Linked DNA regions of Homo sapiens: region 1 is linked to region 2. Evidence: read pairs that join two places in POLR2A ChIA-PET (ENCODE). Cell type or tissue: Panc1. All regions are shown on one strand.

The links. ChIA-PET counts read pairs that join two places held together with the same protein. Peaks named below come from ENCODE experiments on the same cell type or tissue, not always from the same donor. Only the 100,000 strongest peaks of a DNase experiment are listed, where the experiment ranks them.
Region 1: POLR2A ChIA-PET joins it to region 2 with 11 read pairs; 3 of 35 experiments call an interaction of 5 or more read pairs at or near these places.

The regions. Positions count from the first base shown.
Region 1 is chr19:54,034,863-54,037,362 of GRCh38, forward strand. No RefSeq gene overlaps it. Among named protein-coding and RNA genes, the nearest start is that of VSTM1, 28 kb to the right of the region's middle. RefSeq lists an enhancer at 1,023-1,598. In Panc1, no CTCF peak of the experiment used is centred here; a DNase peak (open chromatin) is centred at 1,156; H3K27ac peaks cover 881 bases.
Region 2 is chr19:53,759,853-53,762,352 of GRCh38, forward strand. It overlaps MIR516A2 (microRNA 516a-2), which reads left to right and starts at 1,281; the gene lies at 1,281-1,370. MIR519A2 (microRNA 519a-2) reads left to right here and starts at 2,492; the gene lies at 2,492-2,500. The region is part of intron 1 of LOC124904766 (a long non-coding RNA gene); the gene reads left to right. It also overlaps the pseudogene RNU6-1041P. In Panc1, no CTCF peak of the experiment used is centred here; no DNase peak of the experiment used is centred here.

The DNA of each region.
Region 1 (2,500 bases), 280 kb after region 2:
CTGTCCAAACCCCAGCTGTGGATCCGAGCCTCCCTCAGATCGTATCACATATCAAGACTTACTCTTGTTGACAAAAAGAGTCAAACTCTATAAAATATTTGAAGAGATTTATTCTGAGCCAAATATGATAATGACCATGGCCCCTGACACAGCCCTAAGGAGGTCCTGAGACCATGTACCCAAGGTGGTCGGGGGGCAGCTTGGTTTTATACATTTTAGGGAGGCGTGAGGCATCAATCAAACACATTTGAGAAATACATTGGTTTGGTCCAGAAAGGCTGGACAATTTGAAGGAGGCAGGGCCTTCCAGGCTTTAGGTAAATTAAAACATTTTCTGGTTGACAATTGGTTGAGTTTGTCTAAAGACCTGGGATTAATAGAGAGGAAATATTCAGGTTAAGATAAAAGATTGTGGAGACCAAGGTTCTTTTGAAGTCTTATAGTGGCTGCCCTTAGAGACAATAGATGACAAATGTTTCCTACTCAGACCTTCAAAAGTTGCTAGATTCTCAGTTAACCTCCTCAGGATTGGGAGGTCCTGGAGGAAAAAGATCTAGCAATGTTAACAGAGATCCTTTACATATGCAAATATTCCCCCCCACCAAGGACAGCTTTGCAGGGCCATTTAAAAATATGGCAAAGAAACATGTTTTGGGGTAAAATATTTTTATTTTCTTCTTTGTTAGGTAATGTTATGCCAGAGTCAGATTGGAAAGTAAGTCACGATATATAGGGCTAAATAAAACCCATCTGATGAGAATTTATGGTTTGTAGGGCATGAGACCCCAGACCCCTTAGATAAGAATCTGGGCAAGATAAAAAAAAAAAATCAGAGCTGAGTCCTCACTATGGTAATTCAGTGAGTGTGACTACCAGCATAGATGTCCATAAAGGATATCCATTAGGGCCACCCATTTTAATAATGTTTGCCAGGACCCTTCAATCAAAACAAAATCCATTCTCAGAATAGCTTAGAATCAAAGGAGGACTTTTTGGGTTTTTTTGGTTCAAGAAGGATTGGGCAAGAAAACTGCAGGGAGTGAAGGAATGCTGAGCTTTGGAAGCAATTAGAACCAAGAAAACAAAAGCTGAAAGCACTGTTACTCACTCCCGCTTCCCGGATGCTCCCTGAGTCATCTTTGTGTTTCTCCATAAAGACTGGCTTCCTCCACATGGCGAGACAGATGGCCACCAAGAACTCCCAAGCTTAAAAAAGAATGACTCTCTGTGGCAAGAAAACAAAGAGACACTCCTCCCCACCTTGCTACTCCCTATGTGGCCTCCACACTGCAACCTGGGACTGTGTAGTGAGGGGAGGGGGAGCGAAGAAGTTTGCGTTAGTCTGTTTTCACACTGCTGATAAAGACATACCTGAGACTGAGTAATTTATTTTTATTTTTATTTTTATTTATTTATTTTTTTGAGACGCACTCTGTCACCCAGGCTGGAGTGCAGTGGCACGATCTCCGCTCACTGCAAGCTCCGCCTCCCGGGGTCACACCATTCTCCTGCCTCAGCCTCCTGAGTAGCTGGGACTACAGGCGCCCGCCACCGCGCCCGGCTAATTTTTTGTATTTTTAGTAGAGACGGGGTTTCACTGTGTTATCCAGGATGGTCTCGATCTCCTGACCTCATGATCCACCCGCCTCGGCCTCCCAGAGTGCTGGGATTACAGGCGTGAGCCACTGCGCCCAGTCAGTTTACTTTTTAAAAAAGAGGTATAACGGACTTACAGTTCCACATGGCTGGGGAGGCCTCACAATCATGGCAGAAGGTGAAAGGCACATCTTACATGGTGGCAGACGACAGAGAAATGAGAGAGCCAAGCAAAAGGGGAAACCCGTTATAAAAACCTCAGCTCTCCTGAGACTTGTTCACTACCATGAGAACGGCATGGGGGAATGTGTGGGTGGAGGATTAGCCAGGTGCTGAGGCAAGAGACTGAAGGCACAAACTGTTGCAGTATAATAAAGAAAATAGAATAAGAATAGTCATAATACAAATTAGATGTAGAGATGATCATGGACAATTATCAATCATTATTATAAACATTATTAATCATTAGCTTTTAATATTACTCTTTGCTGCATTACTAATATAACCTAGGAATAACCGGCGGGTATAGGGTCAGGTGCTGAAGGGACATGGTGAGAAGTGACCTAGAAGGCAAGAGGTGAGCCCTCTGTCACGCGTGCATCAGGGCCGCTTGAGGGGTCCTTGGTCAAGCGGTAACGCCAGTGTCTGGGAAGGCACCCGTTACTTAGCAGACGGTGAAAGGGAGTCTCCTTTCCTTGGAGGAGTCAGGGAACACTCTGCTCCACCAGCTTCTTGTGGAAGGCTGGATATTATCCAGGCCTGCCCGCAGTCATCCGGAGGCCTAAACCCCTCCCTGTGGTGCTGTGCTTCAGTGCTCACACTCCTTGTCCACTTTCATGCTCCTCCCGTACTCCTGGCTCCTCTTTGAAGTTCATAGTAGATAGCGGTAGAAGAAATAGTGAAA
Region 2 (2,500 bases):
AATAGCAAAACCTCATCTCTATTAAAAATACAAAAATTAGCTGGGTGCAGTGGTGTATATCTGTATTTCCAGCTACTTGGAGGCTAAGGCAGGAGAATCGCTTGAACCCAGGAGGAAGAGATTTCAGTGAGCTGAAGCCATGCCATTGCACTCCAGCCTGGGCCACAGAGCAAGATTCCATCTCAAAAATAAAATAAATAATAAAAATGAAATTAAATAGATAAAAATAAATAGATAAATATGAGACCATCATGAATTTGGATGTCACTTTTGTGCAGGGGCCAGGGTAATCTCTGTCATTCCAATTTTTTTTATGTGCACTGCCAAAGCAAGCACTCATGTGTAGGAATTATTCTTCCTGTGAGCATATAATATATGGAACTTTGAGACAGAGTCTCAAACATATATAATGTATATTTTATCATATATTCTTTATATATAAAATATCATATAGACACAAAATACTGTTCTAAATACAGAGAATACTCTGATATCAACTTGGGTATTTTTTGTTTCTGTGTGTGTGTATTTTGTTTGGTTGGTTATTTTTGAGACAAGGTCTAGCTCTATCACACAGGCTGGAGTGTAGTGGTGCGTTCTCGGCTCACTGCAACCTCCGCCTCCCACCTAAGCCTGCTGCATTAGTGTCTACAGGCATGCACCACCACACCCGGCTCACTTTTGTATTTTTTGTACACATGGGGTTACACCATGTTGCCGGGGCTGGTCTCGAACTCCTGAGCTCAGGTGATTCTCCTGTCTTGGCCTCCTAAAGTGCTGGGATTAGAGGTGTGAGCCACCATGCCCCATCGGTACTTGTGATTTAGGTTCAAATTTTGATGAGTTTTTATGACCAAGCCTGTGGTCTATCCTAGAGAATGTTTGTGTGTTTGACAATTCAACATCGTAGAGTTGATTTTGGGTGCTCCCATTGGGACTGTGTGTCCCTGTACTGGAACTTGAGTGAACACTTGGCTCATAATCCATTGCTCTTCTCTAGAAATCCAGCCCAATTCTCTTGGTTAAATATAAGGTATGTGTAGCAGGCATTGCTTTTTCCTTCCAGAGACAAAACTCAGGAGGATTGCCCCTTGATGAACAAGGCTAACCTGCTGATTCTTTGAAGCAAAGAACTGGAGATGGTCCTTTTAGAGGTTTATATTCTGGATTCCAGAAAACATGCAAACAGGGCCAATAAATGCATCTTTATGTTTTCGTCCATTTTAACTTGATCTAGGAAAATTCCAAAAAAAAAAACCCACGGTGCTGGAGCAAGAAGATCTCAGGTTGTGACCTTCTCGAGGAAAGAAGCACTTTCTGTTGTCTGAAAGAAAAGAAAGTGCTTCCTTTCAGAGGGTTACGGTTTGAGAAAAGCAACGTCGAAGTTGACGCTGATCTTGGTAATACATTTGCAGAGCGTGCTGATCATCAGACATGGATAATGGTGGGGTTTTGTTTTTGTTTTATTTTTTTATCTAAGACAAGGTATCTGTTGCCCAGGCTGGAGTGCGGTGGCACTTCTAACCTAGATCTCTTGGGTTCAAGTGGCCCTCTTTTCGGGATAGAGTCTTCTTTGCTCTGTGGCCCTGGCTGGAGTGCAGTGGCAGGAACTCGGCTCACCGCAACCTCTGCCTCCTGGGTTCAAGCAATTCTCCTGCCTCAGCCTGTCGAGCAGCTGGGGTTACAGACATGTGCCACCACGCCTGGCTAATTTTTGCATTTTTATTGTCGATCGATTGATTGATTTTTGAGACAGAGTCTGGCTCTGTCACCCAGGCTGTCGGGCAGTGGTGCGATCTTGGCTCACTGCAACCTCCACCTCCCACCTCAGCCTCCTGAATACCTGTCTACAGGCATGCACAACCACACCTTGCTAACTTTTGTATTTTTTGTACAGATGAGGTTTCACCATGTTGCCCAGGCTGGTCTCGGACCCCTGAGCTCAAGTACTCCTCAAACCTGGGCCTCCTAAACTGCTGTGATTAATGGTGTGAGCCACCGTGCCCTACTCTTACTTGTGTGTTTCTGCTCAAATTTTATTAAGGAGCTTTTATGGCCTCGCCTGTGGTCTGTCCTGGAGGATGTTTGTGTGTGTGACAATGTATATTCTTCAACATCTTCGATTCCATTTTGGGTGCCTCCATGGGGACTGTGTGTCCCTGTACTGGAACGCAAGTGAAGACTTGGCTCAGAGTCCATTTGCTGTTCTCTAGAAATCCAGCCTAATCCTCTTGTGCAAATATAATATATATCTAGTAGGCATTGCTTTTTCTTTCTGGAGACAAAACACAGGAGGATTGCCCCTTGATGAACAGGACTAACCTGCTGATTCTTTGAAGCAAGGAACTGGAAATGGTCCTTTTAGGGATTTATGCTCTGGATTCCAGAAAACACGCAAACAGGGCCAATAAATGCATCTTTATTTTTGTGTCCATTTTGACCTGGTCAAGGAAGATTCCAACAAAAAATCCACAGTGCCGGAGCAAGAAGATCTCAGGCT